2 separate regions of the Homo sapiens genome follow, and region 2 is linked to region 1. Evidence: read pairs that join two places in POLR2A ChIA-PET (ENCODE). Cell type or tissue: MCF 10A. All regions are shown on one strand. Each heading gives the region's core, and the rest is flanking DNA. Links, peaks and the distances in the headings are about the cores only. Region 1 has its middle 11 kb from the start of HINT3. Region 2 overlaps NCOA7 (nuclear receptor coactivator 7).

Evidence for each region. ChIA-PET counts read pairs that join two places held together with the same protein. Peaks named below come from ENCODE experiments on the same cell type or tissue, not always from the same donor. Only the 100,000 strongest peaks of a DNase experiment are listed, where the experiment ranks them.
Region 2: POLR2A ChIA-PET joins it to region 1 with 7 read pairs; 7 of 35 experiments call an interaction of 5 or more read pairs at or near these places.

What each region holds. Positions count from the first base shown.
Region 1 is chr6:125,940,811-125,950,383 of GRCh38, forward strand. No RefSeq gene overlaps it. Among named protein-coding and RNA genes, the nearest start is that of HINT3, 11 kb to the right of the region's middle. RefSeq lists enhancers at 5,388-5,882, 5,533-5,827. In MCF 10A, for the core only: no CTCF peak of the experiment used is centred there; DNase peaks (open chromatin) are centred at 3,871, 5,681 and 6,981.
Region 2 is chr6:125,839,891-125,849,463 of GRCh38, forward strand. All of the region lies in intron 2 of NCOA7 (nuclear receptor coactivator 7), which reads left to right. Among named protein-coding and RNA genes, the nearest start is that of NCOA7-AS1, 26 kb to the left of the region's middle. In MCF 10A, for the core only: no CTCF peak of the experiment used is centred there; no DNase peak of the experiment used is centred there.

The sequences.
Region 1 (9,573 bases), core at 3,389-7,388:
GTTCTTCCCTTAAGGTTTTAAGGGTGAAAGTAAAAGAATGCTGGGGAGGAGATTTCTGGGTGATGGTTGTCCTCGGGGAGAATTCCTTTATTTTCATGTCTCTTATTAAGTTATTAGCATTCTGAAAAATGTAGACTAAAGGAAAATTCCAGGGCCTCAGGGCGTTAGGGTGTTGGCAGTGAGTCACATTCTGGGTTTCCAAAAATCATGCTTGGAAAATGGTTCAGAAGATTACTTAAATGAAGTTCAAACTCTCAATTCATTTTACACTTAGATGATAGAGTTGGGAGAAGAGTGCAAAGGCATGTGATTAACTGGATTCTCCAGTCCTAACTCGTTATGTTAATTTAGGAAGATGTATCTGGCAAAAAAAAAATGACATTTTATAAAAAGCATATTTCATGAAACAGATAATCTAGGCAAAGCAGTACAGTACCTAGTACTGTGTAAGCATGAAAGAAATGTTAGGTAGGTCTTGGCACCTTCACTTATTAGCACAAGTTACCTGAGCTCTCTCTGCCTCAGTTTCCTTATCTATAAAATGAGAGCAATACTACCTACCTCGAATAGAGAATTAAATGGGTTAATATATATAAAGTGTCATTACATTATATAGCTTTCCTTGTTAGAAACATACTCATTTCCTTTCCCTTCAAGACTGTTTCTAAGATTCATGTCATTAATGTAGATACGTTTCACTTGTGTACGTGTGTGTGTTTGCTATTTCTCATGTGAACATACTTCTCTACCACTATTTATCTACTCTCCTGTCAGTGATAAGGTTGCTTGCAGTTTTGTGCTTTGGGGGTATGTGAATGTTTGGCTTTGTAAGGTAAATAACCTCACAAAGTTTTGCAAAGTGATTGCACCGTTTATATGCCTATCAGAGTATCTTGTCCAACACCCAATATTGTTAGTCTTAGTTTTTGCCAGTCTCAAGCGTGTGTAATGTTATCTCACTGTGGCTTTAATTTGCATTTCTCTGATTACTAATGAGGATGAGCATCTTTAAATGTGTTTCTTAGCCATTCTTGTTTTCTCTTTTGTGAGATCTCTTTTCATGTCTTCTGCCTGGTGAGTTTTTTGTTGTTGTTGTTGTTTGTTTTTGGCGAGACAGGGTCTCACTCTGTCACCCTGGTTGGAGTGCAGTGGCGCGATCTTGGCTCACTGCAACCTCTGCATCCCAGGCTCAAGTGATCCTCCCACTTCTCAGCCTCCTGAGACCTAGCTGGGACCACAGGCACGCACCACCACGCCTGGCTAATTGTTTGTGTTTTTTGGTAGAGACAGGGTTTCACCATGTTGCCCAGGCTGGTCTTGAACTCCTGAGCTCAGGCAATCCACCAGCCTCAGCCTTTCAAAGTGCTAGGATTACAGGCATGAGCCACTGTGCCCAAACTGCCTGGTTTTTAAAGTCTGTCTTCTTGGAAGAGGTCACCTAATGTCCTTGCCATTCCTGCCTTAAAAATAATAGACATTCATCAGTCTGTTAATCTTATATACTTCTGGTGAGGAAGACAAACGGTTAACATAATGGTGTCAGAGAGTCTCAGGCCCTACCAGGGTATTTTCTCAAAAGTCTCCCTTAAACAGGCAATATATAGAGAGAGGAATGAAAAAAGAAGATTTTTGTCAGTTTGTGTTTTACTTTGCATATCTGGACATATATTTGCGCTTATTAATTTGGTTATACGACTTTTTTAAGGAAGTAGCATCCAGAAGTTCAGTTGTCATAAGAGTAAGCATTTACTGAACACTTATGTGCTAGGTACTATTCTAAGCACTCTACGTATATTACTCCAGTCTTCATAATAACTTGTGATAGTCATGAATAGGTACTACTATTATTTTCCAGCTAAGGAAAATGGAAGCCATAAAAAATTAAATGATTTATTTGAAGTGGAATCACTACTAAGTGGTAGAAATGGGCTTCAAATGAAGGGAGTCTGGATCCCCCAGTCTATGCCTTAAACCACCAGGATAACTACAGGAAATAGCAAGTTAGTGGGGAGTACAGCAGAAAGCAGGAGGCTGTGGTGAGACGGAATTCAGGGAATTGGTGGGCCGCTAGAGTAGGCTGGTTAGAGAAGGAAGTAAAGATGGGAGGGTGGCTGGAAGAGTTAAAGAGAGAAAGATCAAGAACAGAAATTGCTACCATGTCAGGAGAGTATAAAAGTTGCTAGGACATGTGCTGACAGAGCTGTGAACAGTCATTGTTCAGGTTTCCAGATAATCTCAGTGATTATAAAGTTTGGATTTGCCACAGGGGTGAGTTGTGTTAAAGAGGAATAGAGGCAAAGGGCATTGAAATCCAGGAGTTTGAGAAGCGGTGAGTCATGGACAGTGAAGTTGTCTAAGATAACGGCAGGAGCTTGGCAGTGTTTGTTAGCCAGGTGCTGAAGTTCTCTGTGAATCTAGGAGTGATCTAGAAGCAGGTAGATGAAGGTGATTATGTTCCATGCTATAGCACGAGACTCCAAAGAGGGCAGAGGGCTGGGCACTGTGGCTCATGCCTGTAATCCCAGTACTTTGGGAAGCCGAGGTGGGTGGATCACCTGAGGTCAGGAGTTCAAGACAACCCTGGCCCACCTGATGAAACTCTGTCTCTACCAAAAATACAAAATTAGCCAGGCTTGATGGCGCACGCTTGTAATACCGGCTACTTGGGAGGATGAGGCAGAAGAATTGCTTGAACCGAAGAGGTGGAGGTTGCAGTGAGCTGAGATCGCACCATTGCACTTGGGTAGGAATGGAATCACCTGGAGCTGGCATTTAGAAGCTAGGAGAATGCCAGCCCTGCTTCCAAATCTCTCAGTGTGTTGGGAAGAGAGAATAAGCAGTTTTTGCTTGTCAAAGCTCAAGGGAAATAATATTCTTGCAGGAAATCCAAGTTTCAGTTAAGGAAAGAAGGTGAAGATTTCGCTCTGCTAAGAGGTTGAGGATATAGGTTTGAGTAAGTACAAAGAAATTGTGTTTCTTACAGTGGAAAGAGCTTCAAAGGAGGTTAGCAGTGAAAAAAGTTTGGGGAAAAGAAGCATGGGAAAGTTTGGGTATGAGTAAAGAGAAATTTTTACCTCGAGGGTAACTAATAAGAACAAGAGTTAGTGGTGTGGATAAGATACATTGGCCTTGAGATGATGAGGAAATATAGGTGTGAGCTTGACAAGAAAATTGACATTAACTTCAGGATGTCAGAGTTATGCTGATTTACATGGTAGCTGTTTCGTACTGCTTTGGAGGAGATAAGAAATGCCTCACTGTGCTACTAAAAGGCCTGCAAGACAGACCCATCTATCATCCACCAAGTAAATTCATCTTCCTGTGTCCTATTTTCTCCATTTCTAAAATAGGGATAATAATATCCTTTTCTCTCAGTTGACATGAAAATCAATTTGTGCATATGAAAGTGTCTTAGAAAATTGTAAAATGCCAGATGAAAGTAAGTTAGAAATATGATGGTGTTAGTCACACCCAACTTTGTTTATGCTGAATTCTTTATCAAAAATACAAAGTCCAGGTGTAGCCTTGTTCCTGATTTAAAAAAAAAAGAAGAGATTATTTTCAATGCTTTGTTTAAGGACATGGTTTTTAAGAAAGATTATAAAAAACAGAAATGTCTGCATTACATCCTGTAGACGAGTAAACAAAGCAATTTATCAAGGAAATAGCAGGGATGGGGAAGTTTTGCTTTTGTCATTCTTTCCATTAGAAATAATTTACACTGTTTCCACTTAACAACAGATCAGGACTTCCCTTAATGTCCTTTAGCAAAGCTCAAAGAGCTACAGTTGGGACTTTGGGCCACCGGCCAGTATTTGTTCAAAGAGAGCTGTACGGTAGTTCAGTAATCAGAAACTGGAAATTTCTCTTTTCCCACACACAAGCACTACTTCCTCCCCTTATTTTGCCCAGACATTTCACAATCCTTGCAACGGATGGAGGCCAATATACACGCAGCATTTAGTACCAGGCAACAGCCACCTTAGCCTTAAGTATTTCTTTTATTATTTTTCTTAAGGAGGGAGAAATGTTTTCATGCTTGTTATTCTTTTACCTTTGGAAAAATCTAATATTCTTCAGACAGTGGTGAAAGAGCAAAAATTTATTGGTATTTACTAAATATAAGACAGGAATAGTCTTTGTATTCATGCTCAGGAAATTTCTATTTTGGATGCAGAAAACGATATACCTATTGTCAAGATGATATTTTATCAGATTAGGACAAACCCACAAACACACTTTCCATATCCTCAGTATAAAATGGAAAGAAACATGACACTGTATCATGCATATGGTCATAGCAGCTCAATAGTCCACCTCTGCCAGAAATACCATGAAATCTGCATGAAAATGCCCTATATCTTCTGACATGTCATGAACAATTCAAAAATATATGGAAGAGGGTTATTTATAAAGCAGAGAATTATTAGAGGAAATGAAGTTCATCTGGAATCCTGAATCTTAAAAAAAGTTGATCAGGATGTTTTACTTATGACAAAAGTATTGTTGAATAAATAAAATGTAGAGATAAAAGGGAAGGAAAAACATCCAGCCATAATATGTCCATCCACAGACCAAGAGTGAATCTATTTTTTCAGGCATTTTCTTATAAATCCTTAATTATATTTAATAAACATGGAATCATACTAGCCATACTCTTTTGTAACCTATTTAACATATTCAAGCTCCCATTAGACTGCCTGGCTCTGGGTTCCAGCTCTGTCACTGACTAATAGGATGACATTGCACAAGTTACTTAATCAACCTGCTGATAAGAATGGAATTTTGAGCAGAGGAGTCAAAGGCTCTAGAGCTGCAAAGATTAAGTTGTCATCAGCCAACATTGGAAGTCTGTGCATAAAAGAGATTTCTAGGAAAAAAAAAAATCAGCAGTTCAATCTATCGGACACCTGAATGGAAATATCAAGCATGTAGTTGGATTGTGACTTGAAGAAAAGCATGAAGAGTTACAAGTGTAGGCCATGGGCCTATAGATATTTAGAGCAGTGAGACTGGATAAAATCAAGGGAGCAATTGTAGATAGAGAAGAAGACCAAGAACTGAGCCTTGGACCATTCCAACACTAAGAGTTTAGAGGGGAGATACAAAGGGAAGGGAAAGAACTTAAGAGGAAAAAAGGAAAACAAGAGAATGCAGTGACCTGGAAACATATGAAGAAGGTGTATTAAGGAGACAGGGATTATTAAAATGTGCCAAATGCTGCTAATCAGATAAGAAAAGGACTGAGAATTGCCATTGAATTTGGCAATGTGGAGGTCACCCAAGAGCAGTGTGTGTGGAGAGAAAAGCTTGAAAGAAGAGAAGGTTTACAAGAGAACGGGAGGAAAGAAATTGGAGAGAGCTAGTATGGACACTTATTTCAAGATTTCCTGCTAAGAGCAACAAATACATGGGACAGGTCCTGGTGGGAAAAGTAGGCTCAAAAGAAAGTTTCATTTCATTTTTCTAGAGTGGAAGAAATTATAGCATGTTTGTAAGTGGATAGAATGATCCAGTAAAGATAATAAAATACATGATGTAAGACATAAGGGGAATTTCTGAAGTGGTGTTCTTGCGTGAGCAAGAAGGAATGGGATCTAGCATGTAAGTGGAGGAATTAGTTTTGATATGAGCACAGACTGTTTATCTTTGGTATCAGTCAGGAAGGCCAAGTATATGAGTCATCATTTTGGAGGGAGTCAGTTGAAGTTCTCTTCTGAGAGCTTCAATTTTCCCATTACGCCCTTTATCCTTGCTCATGTGAATTACACGGGAAGCATCAGAGTCCCAGGGCACCCCTTATTTCCAGCTCTCTAACCCTCATAGAGCTCTGTAATTCCCATAAATGGTCTCCTATCCTCCCTCCTGAAACTCTTTCTTTACGTTATCAGAAATGTAGAGTGCATCATGTCAGTTGTGTAGGAGAGTGTTTATTTTCCTGTGCCCTCGCAATACAAATGCTATTGCATAAAGGAATCTTTGCCAATTTAATTGGGGAAAGGCTTATTTCACTGTTATTTAACGTAGACTTCTTCAATTTCTAGTAAGGATGAATATTTTCTTCACATTTTTAAATGGTACTTTTTCTTTTAATTAATTACTTTCATAAAAGCTGCTTATTTTTCTGCTAGGGTTTTCAACTGTTTTTTTTTTTTTTTTTTTTTTTTTTTTTTTTTGAGATAGGATCTTGCCCTGTAGCCCAGGCTGGAGTGCAGTGGCATGATCTCAGCTCAGTGCAGCCTCTGCCTTGTGGGTTCACGCGATTCTCCTGCCTCAGCTACCTGAGTAATTGGGACTATAGGCGTGCACCACCATGTCCAGCTAATTTTTGTATTTTTAGTACAGATAGGATTTCACCATGTTGCCCAGGCTGGTCTCAAACTACTGGCTTCAAGTGATCCACCTGCCTCGACCTCCCAAAGTGCTGGGATTGCAGGTGTGAGCCACTGTGCTGGCCTCAATTCTTTCTCATTGTTTTGTAAGAACTCTTCCTAGATAAGTTTATTAATACTATTTTTCACGCATGATGCAAATATTTTCACTCAAATTTCCACTTTTCTTTCAATGCAGTTTTTGGCACTTTTACATACTTTAAAAAATCTTATTTTACATCAATCAGTAATTTATTTAATGGAATCCATTTTGAGCACTTAGGCCCTTTCCTTGCCACCCCCAAGGCAAAGTAAATATTCACCCACATCTTAAAGAAACCCGTAACAGTTCTTTGGTTTCAGTTGTTGCATTTAAATAGTTAATTTCAACAGAAGTATATCTGAGTGCATGGTATAAAGAAGAGATATAATTTTTTTTGCCCCCTGAAATGGTGGCCAGTTGTCACAACTGTCTTTATGAGCTAATTTCTTGTACTAGAAGGGTCCACTATCCCTTTCTAAGGGTACGGCCCAGCCAGCAGTTTCCTGCTGAGAGAAGATGCCCTGGAATGCTCTTGAGAAAGGATTGGTCATCAGTTAGGTTGGGCCTCTGTGCCAAGGCAGCCTCTTAGGTTCATGACAGCCTGCCAGGAACAGCTCCACCCAGAATACTGATATTAACTGGTATTTGAAGCAGCAATAAAAAGAGTATTATGCATTTAGCATCACGGAGAGAAATAAAAACCCACAAAAAGAAAAGTTGAATTTGAAAGGACAATACCAGTAGCTATGCCATTAGTGATGCCATTGAGAAAATCAGATTTCACTGTACATTTTTAAATATGTACAATCCATCTATCCATTCCCACAATTAATGTTTTTCCACAGCCTACTGTGTGCCAGATACCAGGCTGGATGTTTTGATAAACAAGACCACGTCCCACCCACAGGGAATTTACATTCAAATAAGTATTGGGAGCTGACAGGAACATCTAGAAAGCATCATCCTATGTATAGGATTTAAACAGCATATAATAATGGAATAATTTAACAATCCATTTAACATACCAGGATACACAGCTTGCAAACTGAAGCAAGTGTATAAAATTTTTAAAATGTGATAGAGGTAGAGTTAGAAAGCTGGTGGGGAAAGAATGGTAAGTTAGTTGAGTTTCCTGAGGTTTCAAGGAATGGAGACACCTGAGCAACTTAACATGAAAGAAATTTATTTACTTTGAGTTGGTAACAGTCACTTTGCTCAGCCACTCCGGTATCTCTACCTCTTCTGGCCTTTATCAGTGTAGCTCATAGTCTCTGATATTTTTTACATAACTTCTCTTTTTTCCTATGAATAATCTCTTTGGTTATTAACTTACTGACTTAAATTCCTTTTTTATCATTCTCTCTTAAACCAACAGGAATCAGCCTTTCTTCCCACCTCTAACACTAAAACTGCTTTTATCAGCTTTTCCAATGACCTTAGGTCAATTCTGAGTCTTCCTCTTTCTCATGCTATTACTGGCCTTTGGCATAGTTGATCACGCCTTCCTATTTGAAACACTCTTTGCTTTGCCTTCAGGACACCATTCTCTCCTTGTTCTCCTGTGTCATAGGACACTTTTTCTCATTCACGTCTCATTATTTGTCATTTATCCGATTTCACAATGCTAGACTGCTCCAAGCTTGGTCCTTGGAATTTTTCTCTTTTCTACTTCTACTTACCCCCTGGATGATCTCTTCTAATTTTGTGAATGTAAATACTTTACTATATGTTGAAAATTCCAAAATGTGTATCTCCAGGTTGGACTTCTGTCTTGAACCTCAGGCTCATATGTCCAATTACTAATGACATTGTCACTTAGATGTACCAAATAGGCATCTGTAGTGGAGTGTATTATTGTTCATAATATTTGTTGCCTTGTCCAGTGCCAGCATTATACTTACCCTGTTCTGCTGATGTCAGGGCTGGCCTTGGGATTTGCTTTGGTCAATGACATGCGGTGCAACTGACTTAAGTTGTTTTTGAGAAGAAGCCTTAAAAGCCATCATGTGGCTCCATTGTGTTATTTCTTCCCTCTGCCCTGACACCAGAAACATTCCAGATGGAGGCTGCTCCTTCAGCCTGGGTCATGAGATAAAGTCCACGAAGACACAGTTGACCTGCAGTAGACACAAATGTGAGTGAGCAAGAAATAAACTTTTTTGCTTTAAAGCATTAAGGTTTTTGGAGTTGTTTTGTTTCCTTCAAGAAAATGTTTATTGCATATTATTAGTGATTATGTTTTACAGCAAAATAAAATATACACACTTTTCACAAACACAAAATGGGAATCAAGGCAGCTATCAAATTTACATGTTGAACCAAGTCCTGGTTTTCAGAATTCAGCAGCCAGTCACGATTCTGCACCAGGGCCACTAGTCCATGATTTCCAATAGGTGAGGATCTTTTCAGTAATTGGGACAAAATCTTCTTTATATGTGACCATCGTTTGCATATAAAACCCTTTTGGGCATTCAGATAGTTCACGGGGTACCTCACTTGTTGAGGCATCCTTTTGTTCTACTTCATCACCTGTTGGCTTCTCCTTTTTCTGGCCAAAGTAAAACATTGAGCGCACCAAGGTCCTGGTGCTGACCACGGACATCTGCCAGTACCAGGCCGTGAACTGGTTTTGATACATGGGGATGCCAGCGAGGGCCTCTATCCTCCTGGAGTTGTTTACTGCAAGAGACATAGCCTAAACTGAATGACACAGCATCTCAAATTAACATACCCAAAACTGAATGCCTGATCTTCCCTGCCCAACCTCCAAACTGCTCTGCCCACAGAGTTCCCCATCTTGGTGAACAGCAGTTTCAACTTTCCAGTTTTCAGATTAAGAAAGTCGGAATTGTCCTTGATTACTCTCTGAATCTCACGCTCCACATATAGGCACTGAAAATACATCAATGAACACAATAGACACAACAGATAAAAATTCCTGTTGAGATTACATTCAATAGAGATGAAGCAGACAATAATGAAATGAGCAAGCATAATAAGTTGAGTATGAGGATTTCAATATATGTAATACATATTACTATATAATACTAAATATTTAAATGTGTAGAAGTTAACGCATGAGATGGAAAAAACAGAGCCAGTTAAAGGGGAAGGGAGTACCTAGGGTGACAGCAAGGGTGTAGGTTGCAAGGGTAGTCC
Region 2 (9,573 bases), core at 3,287-7,286, 100 kb before region 1:
TGATAAATGACTGTGTTACTGGTTTATGTATTTACTACACTAGTTATTATTATTTTAGAGTGTTTTCTGATTATTAAAAAAAAAAAGCTAAACAGAACAGCCTCAGGCAGGTCTTTCAGGAGGTGTTCCAGAAAAAGGCATTGTTATCATAGGAGAGGATACTTCCCTGTGTGTTATTGCCCCTGAGAACTTCCAGTGGGACAGGATGTGGAGGTGGAAGACAATGACGTTGATGTTCCTGACCCTGTGTAGACCCTCTGTGTTTATGTCTTAGCTTTTGACAAGTTTAAAAAGTAAAACAAAAAAGTTAAAAATTTTAGAAATAGAAAAAAGCTTATAGAATAAGCATATAAAGAAAATATTTTTGTATGCTATACAATGTGTTTATATTTTTAGCTAAATATCAAAAAGTTATTTAAAAACTGATAAAGTAAAAAAGTTATAGTAAGCTAAGGTAGTTTATTATTGAATGAGGGAAAAAATTATATAAATTTAGTGCAGCCTAAGTATACAGTGTTTAGAAAGTCTGCAGTAGAGCACAGTAAGCACATTTACTCACCACTCACTCTCTGACTCCCCAAGAGCAGCAACCATACATGGTAAGGACCCTATACAGGTATATCATTTTTTCTTTTCTTTTTGAGACAGGGTCTTGCTCTGTTGCCCCAGATGGAGTGCAGTGGCATGATCATAGCTCACTGTAGCCTCAAACCTCCCAGGCTCAGGTGGTCCTCCCACCACAGCCTTCTGAGTAGCTGGAACTACTCAGGATGCCACCATGCCTGGCTAAATAAAAAAAAAAGAAAATTGTAGAGACAGGGTCTTTCTAGGCTGGTCTTGAAACTCCTGGGCTCAAGCAGTTCTTCTGCTTTGGCCTCCCAAAGTGCTGGGATTACAGGCTTGAGTCATCGTGCCTGGACACCATTTTTTAATACCATATTTTTATTTTACCTTTTATGGTTTTTTTTGTTTGGTTGGTTTTTTTTTTTTTTTTTTTTTTTTTTTTTTTTTTTTTTTTTTGAGACAGAGTCTCAATCTGTCACCCAGGCTGGAGTGCAGTGGCATGAACTTGGCTCACTGCAACCTCTGCCACCCAGGTTCAAATGATTCTCCTGCCTGAGCCTCCCGAGTAGCTGGGATTACAGGCACCTGCCACTGTGCCCAGCTAATTTTTGTAGTTTTAGTAGAGACAGGATTTCACTTTGTTGGCCAGGCTGGTCTTGAACTCCTGACCTAGAGATCCACTGCCTCGGCTTCCCAAAGTGCTGGGATTACAGGTGTGAGCCACCGCGCCTGGCCTACCTTTTATGTTTTTACACCTGTTTAGATACACAAATACTTACTGGTTACAACTGCCTACAGGATTCAGTACAGTAACATGCTGTACAGTTTTGTAGCCTAGTAGCAATGGGTTCTACCATATAGCCTAGGTGTGTCATAGGCTATTCTATGTGGGTTTGTAGTAAGTATATTCTATAATGTTTGTATAATGACAAAATCACCTAATGACACGTTTCTCAGAATGTATCCCTGTCGTTTAGCAAGGCATGATTATATTTATTTATTTTTTGTTATACCACAACCTGTGGTTGGTTAAAATCAAACTGGTAACTTGAGAGGTGGCCATTGTTGGATTTTTTTTTAAGAGCGTGATCAAGACCGTCTTGTGATTGGATGGTCATTGTCATGGAAATGCACCCTCAGAAAGATGAAAGCAAGGCCAAGATTTTTCTTCAAAATCTATTTTGGGTTTGCCTTTACATGTGAATGAATTATCCAGACTCAGAGTTCTGCACTAACTTTAGAAGGAAAAAAATTTAGAGTAGGTACTACCAGTCTACCACCCCAGAAATTCTGTTTTTGAGCAACATCACTTCCCAAGCAGTAGCCAGCATGTAGCAATTGGAAAAAATACCTCTAAGATGTTGAATGGACATGTTGGATGTAAACCAACTAAATTGAGAGCATCTGCCAAAATAAGTTTTAAAATTTCATACCTGATATTAGATTATTCTTTCTGAAAGTACCTGTAATGACAGAATGATTTATGAGGTCACTTCTAGTTTATGACAATGAAAGTATATTATCATAAAAGGGTACGTATGTCTAAAATTATTCAAAAGCAATGTCAGATTAATATAAGAGTTTATTTTTTAAAGTTGAGAGGAGAGAGAAGTTAAGCTAGAACATATTCTAATTTTATGCTACTTATAAGTGTTTTCTGTCATCAGGCCATTTCTGCTGATCATAAACTATGTTTCCCTTACGAGGCTTTCAGTAGAGTATTAGTTTATATACTAAACTGATTCGTTTCAGGATTCTGTATTTTAGCCCTTATTTCCCTCAATATTTCTACAGTTTAAGTAGTTAACGGGAAAGTCAGTTAAAATTGGATGACAGAGTCGCTGGCATCATTGAGTTTGTGCTTGCTTGAGATTTTTCAAGATAGTATGCTTTGTGTTTGACTAAAATGTCTTCAAGAAAACAACATTTTGCTGTTCTTCCAGAATTATGTCACTGCAATATATTGCTGTTGTAGCAAAATATATGTGTCACGAAAATATATGCCAATGCTGCTTTCTATAAGATTCATTGAGTAGTCAGAGAATACAGTTCATTTTGAGTAAAAAGCATTTCTAAAAAAATAATTTAAAAAGGTTTCCTTTACTAAGGAATTCTAGCAAAATAAAAAAATATTTTGGGAGACTTTCTTGGCTTTGTAAGGGATTATAAACAGCTTTGTGTAAGGGATTATAAACAATGATGAACTGATTCAATGCAGATCTAAGTAATTAGATATGAAAATGAGACTTAACTCTTTAGAAATCCTACCTGTTAAAATTTTCCTTCTAATACTCCCACTTCCAAGAGGCTGTTTTGAAGTCATCCACCATAAATAAAAAATTCACATCTGTAATATTCTAATTGCAGATTTCAGGGTAGTCTTGAATAAACCTTTTGCTTTTGCTTTAGAAATATGTTTATTGCTACTCACTGCCAGTAGTGAATTTTTTCAAGTATCATAGACAATACATTGAATAGCCATAGTAATGATTTAGACATAGACACTAAGACACTAATGTGATATGATGCTCAGTTTGCAATTATTTGTAACATAAAAGCTAAGTTAGCCAGTGTGGTAGGCTGAATAGTGACCCCCAAAGATAGCCAGTTCCTAATCCCTGGTACCTGAGAATGTTACCTTTTATGGCCAAAGAGATCTTGCAGATGTGATTAAGGGCCTTGATATAGGGACATTAACTTGGATTGTCTGAATGGGTCCTATATGCAATCCTAAGTGTCCATATAAGAGGGAGGTTTGACTGCAGAGAAAGCAGTGTGCCATGCAGCTGGCTTTGAAAAATGGAGGAAGGGGCTACCAGTAATATAGCTCTAGAAGCTGGAAAAAGCAAGAAAAGAACCTCTAATGGGGAGGATGGCCCTGTGGACGCCTTGATTTCAGCCTGGTGAGTCTGATTTTAGACTTCTGACCTCCAGAACTGTAAGAGAATAAATGTGTGTTAAGTTACCAAGTGTGTGGTAATTTGGTACAGCAGCCATAGGGAATTAATACATCCAGTCAATTTAACTATGTTAAATAAGCTACGTGCATAATATCAATGTAAAGCAAAAGAGAATAAACAACTTCCAAATACTTTCTTTAAATTTCTCTTTGCCAAATTTGATTAACTTCTGAGTTGCGGTGTTTGTCAGCTTATTCTTGGTTGATAAGCAGTAAAATTCCTAATATTTAAATATATTTGTAGGCCTTTTTGTTGACTTATAGCACAACACAATTCTCTTATTACCTGGAGTGAGTTCCCTTTTCTGGTTCCCTTCCTTAATTTATAGATGAGATATATATTACCATTGTCTGCACCATCAATTTCTCCAAACCATTTTTAGGCCGTGACTCAGCATTCTGACTTCTAGAAAAGGGAACCAAATTCTCACATGGGGCAATGTGTACATTCAACAAAGGGCTGTTTTGTTTTATAAATAATACAATGTAGACATTCTACACAGTGTGCATCCATTTTGCAGCAGTGTCATTTTGATCCTGGTACTGGGGGATGCTTATAAGGTTTTCTGAAATGTCCCACCCCAAGGCTTCTCTGAGAGAGAATTTGGTTTTGGCCATTTCTGGCCCCCACACTTTGGTTACCGGGGTCTTCTAAGACCTGCTGACCCACCACTGTTTTAACAGTACAAGGAAATCCTAGAAAAGGAAAATTGAATTGTTGTGGTTTCCCCTGATTGGCATTCTGTTTATCTGTCTTTATTAGAATGTGGTTGTTCTTTGAGGCTAGGGGAAATGCTGTTGTGTGTATGTGTACCCATCTGAAGGATATATTGCTAGTTATTGAACACAAAGCCAAAGAATCTCTTTTCCTAACTGTATTGGTTCTTTGAAGCCGGAGTATTTTCGTTTTAACTGATGAATTTCAGTTTTAGCAGTGGGAAGAATCTCATTATCACGATTAGAAAAAAGGAAAAAAAGAATGCATGTCTCCATGGGTTACACTAGAATCAGGAACATCCACAGGTTTTTCCAGTGATTACTCTTAAATCTTTTGTTTTTATTTGGCCAGAATTCCAAGAGAAAATTTTCTTCAAGTGAGTTGTTGTTTTAACTGTTTTTCTCCCTTTGCCTTTAAGTTTGACTTAATTTGGCATATAATGGCTCATAAGTGGGGATTTTCAGTGGAAATGGAAAACTATGAAATGACAAAATGAAATGGAGTTCAAAGAGTGATGTTCTTCTAGAAATAATAAGTGGCTTTGTATTGATGACTAAATTCATAGAGTTAAATACAATTAATATTTATGTAGAGTGAGAAAAAGGACATGAACATATATTAATACCTGGCATTTGTCACATACCTTCTTTTTTGTGTTAAATATGTTGTGCTTTATATGTTCTCTCATTTACTTGGATTCTTTGAAATCCCCAAGTAAGAATAACAGCAGCAGCACAACAAATTAGTAACTTTTGTTTATTAAGCTCTTCCTGGAAACCAGGCACAGGTTGTGTTTAATAGTAAAGTAAGCTTTCTCTGTACCATTTGCTTTAATCACCATTAAAAACCCATTGGAGGCTATTATTTTTATGTCAAGGACAACAAACCTGAGGCTTAGATTTGGTAACTCGCCAAAGGATGTGCATCCAAAGTACAAGACGATTCAAACACAAACGTTTCTGCCCAAAGACTGAGCTCGTTCCATTGTCAGAGGTGGCAGAAGTCAGAATTAGACGACCAGGAAAAAACAGCCTAGGCCCTGAAGGTCAGAACAATGCAATGACAAGGCTGCAGCCAGAACAGCCAAGAAAAGAACCAAGAGAAGGTCCCTGGAGGGAGGCAGACCAGCTCTATCTGATTTAAAAAAAAAGTGATGTGGGATTGCAGTCCAGCAATTTACTAAGCTAGCTGGACTCAGGAGAAAGAATGAACCACTAAACAAGAGGTAGCAAAATGTTGCCATAGCTGCAGATATTTAATTTTGTTGTTGTTTGTTAACCTTATAATTACAAAAGTAATATATGCTTACCGTACAAAAGATTCAACACCACCACATTACATACCTATAAAGTAAAAGTTCTTGGCTGGGCACGGTGGCTCATGCCTGTAATCCCAGCATTTTGGGAGGCTGATGTGGGCAGATCACGAGCTCAGGAAGTAGAGACCATCCTGGTCAACATGGTGAAACCCCATCTCTACTAAAAATACAAAAATTAGCTGGGCATGGTGGTGCTGCATGCCTGCAATCCCAGCTACTCAGCAGGAGAATCGTGTGAACCAGGGAGTCGGAGGTTGCAGTGAGCCAAGATCGCGCCACTGCCCTCCAGCCTGGTGACAGAGCAAGACTCTGTCTCAAAAAAACAAAAAAGTGCAAGTTCTTCTCTCCCCACTCATTGACCAACCGTTTTCTCATACATCCACCGAACCTGTATATATCCATATCTATGTGTATATTTGGTCTTGAGGGATTTTGCTTTTTTTGTTGTTGTTTTTTCCACAAAAATGGAGTCATGCTGCAATACTGTTTTACATCTTTTTTTCATGAAATAATGCTATAGCTACATATTTTATATTAGTACTCTATTTCCCTACAGAGGCGATTTTAAGGAGAAAGTTTGTATGAAAGAAGACTTTCATGGGTCTGTTCTCATGGCTGGTCAATTTTGATATTTTCTAGTTTTCTTCCTGGAGCTATTAGCCCCAAATTATAGAGCAGTGTTTTGTTGTTGTTCTTGGTTTGGTTTTGGTTGTTTTTTTGTTTGTTTTTATTTTTGCTTTTAATAGCCTTTGTAGAGGAATGGGCTTCTGACTGTCTTGGCTTCTGGACTTTTCCAGGGCTAGAAATTCTGCAGTGGAAGGAAAATGTAATCAAATGTGAGACTTAGAAAAAACATAGGGAAGTGCAAGACCCTTGGGATGGTTTAGTTTGGATATAAAAAAGAAAAAAAAATTTTTTTTTTTTTTTTTTAATCAAAACAACTTTAACACATTTCCTACTCTTCTCCGCCAAGGGCAAACTATTAGAGCCAGACAGGACCTTGAAAATCATGTTAGCCTCTTGCTTTTGTTTACTTAGAAGTCCCAGGGGGTTTATCATATTTCCAATGCAGGTTGCAGGGCTGATTACAGAGAAAGCCAAGCCCAGAACCCAAATCTGTGTTCCAGTCTTTCTGTGAGTGCACAATCCATTGAAGCCCACTAAATTTTCAGGCCCCCACATAGTTTGTAGAATTTTCAGAGTCCACTGGATTTTATTTTAAAGTTGACGTTTACATATATGCCATAGCCACATTTAGAGGGGCTTCGGGGAGGCCCTGTGGCAGTTGGCTGTAACCTAGGCTTGTGAATTCCCGCTCCACAACTAAACTGTGCCCTGTGACCTTGGGAAATGGCCCTAGTTTTTCTCAGCCTTCCTTTTCTTATCTGTAAAATAGAGATAAAACTCCCTACCTCATTGGGCTTTTGTGAGGATAGGCTAATATTTGTGAAGTACATAGCATGGTGCCTGGTTCCTTAGTCAACTTAGTAGTTCCTGTTAGAAGAAAGCTGTTTAAAGCTTGTCATAAGTTTTTGAAAAGTAAAATTCAGTTTAAAAAATTTGACAATATTTGTGTGTTAGATTATTATAGTAGGAGAGAGATTTCAAAGACTACTTAAAATATTTTTAATATGTAATTGTACATGGTATAAAATTCAAAATGTACAAATGAGAACATAATAAAAAGTATTTGTGTGTGTGTGTATGTACCCTTGTACACATATTTTCTGCATATACTTGTTACATTTTAAATACTGTATCTTTAGCCTTCTCTCTAATCTCTTGCAAATAGGACTAACTATAGCTCTAGATCAATATTGTCTAGTACTTTCTGTGATGCTGGAAGTATTCTGTATTGTGTGTTGTCCAATAGAGTAACCACTAGGACATGAGTCTAGAAATGTATTTCTTACAAGTGAATAATTTTAAGTTCAATTTTAACTAAATGTAGTAACTATCGGTGACTGGCTGGTGGCTACCACATTGAGCAATGCCATACAAGGTATTTACGTCTTTTTCAAAAGTGTGCATTTTTCAAAAACACATGGATCCCAAATTTTAAAATTAAGAACAGAGTCATATATAACTGTGAATTTAATACTAATTAAAGCAGTCTGTAGTTCAGTACATTTTAAATTATGTGTGGCTAATATGTAGAAAGCTGAAACTGGATCCCTTCCTTACACCTTATACAAAAATTAATTCAAGGTGGATTAAAGACTTAAATGTCAGACCTAAAACCATAAAAACCCTAGAAGAAAACCTAGGCAATGCCATTCAGGACAGAGGCATGGGCAAGGACTTCATGTCTAAAACACCAAAAGCAATGGCAACAAAAGCCAAAATTGACAAATGGGATCTAATTAAACTAAAGAGCTTCTGCACAGCAAAAGAAACTATCATCAGAGTGAACAGGAAACCTACAGAATGGGAGAAAAATTTTGCAATCTACCCATCTGACAAAGGGCTAATATCCAGAATCTACAAAGAACTCAAACAAATTTACAAGAAAAAAACAACCCCATCAAAAAGTGGGCAAAGGAATGAACAGACACTTCTCAAAAGAAGACATTTATGCAGCCAACAGACACATGAAAAAATGCTCATCATCACTGGTCATCAGAGAAATGCAAATCAAAATCACAATGAGATACCATCTTACGCCAGTTATAATGGCGATCATTAAAAAGTCAGGAAACAACCAATGCTGGAGAGGATGTGGAGAAATAGGAATGCTTTTACACTGTTGGTGGGAGTGTAAATTAGTTCAACCATTGTGGAAGTCAGTGTGGCAATTCCTCAAGGATCTAGAACTAGAAATACCATTTGACCCAGCCATCCCATTACTGGGTATATACCCCAAGGACTATAAATCATGCTGCTATGAAGACACATGCACATGTATGTTTATTGCGGCACTATTCACAATAACAAAGACTTGGAACCAACCCAAATGTCCATCAATGATAGACTGGATTAAGAAAATATGGCACGTATACACCATGGAATACCATGCAGCCATAAAAAAGGATGAGTTCATATCCTTTACAGGGACATGAATGAAGCTGGAAACCATCATTCTCAGCAAACTATCACAAGGACAGAAAACCAAACACCGAATGTTCTCACTCATAGGTGGGAATTGAACGATGAGAACACTTGGATACAGGGTAGGGAACATCACACACTGGAGCCTGTCGGGGGGTGGTGGTTGGGGGATGGATAGCATTAGGAGAAATACCTAATGTAAATGACGAGTTGATGGGTGCAGCAAACCAACATGGCACATGTATACTTATGTAACAAACCTGCATGTTGTGCACAAGTACCCTAGGACTTAAAGTATAATAAAAAATAAATAAATAATGTGTGGCTAATAAACTTTATTTTAAAATCAAATACCTTAAATAAGAAGATGGGAGTTCATTTTGGAGACCATGCTGCTAATCAGAGAAAGCTGTGAAATGGCTGTTTGTAGAAGAGCACATCTCAACCAAATCAGAACATTTAAATCAACTTAAAGTGGAAAAATTCAGAAGATTAAGAAGCAGCATATCTCAGAACATGGGCTCATTTATCCATTAATTTATTCAAGAAATATTTACTGAGTACCTAATGTGTGCCATGTAAGAAAGGAACTTGCCCAAGACCCTGGCTTTGCTTACTGCCAGTGCCCCAAACTCATTTCCTTTTGTAAAAGAAAAAGCTTCAGAAGAAAACCCGTTTTCATTCAGCTACTACAAATGATTTCTTTAGCAGGAGCCCCTTGCTCACTTCTGCAGTCAGTCGGCTAACTCTGGGCTGGAACACTAGTAGGGAAAAAGTGAAGTATGTGTGCATTCTACAAGTGCCTACACCATTATAATATAAAAAAGCCAAGAGATTCCAGAATTTAAAAAAGCTCTTTAATATTCCTTTATGGAAAGGTATAAATAAGAAGCTCGCAATCATGGTATCAAGCCACATTGCCTCATTCTTCTGCCCTTGGGGAAGCCCATAGCGTAATTTGTCTTT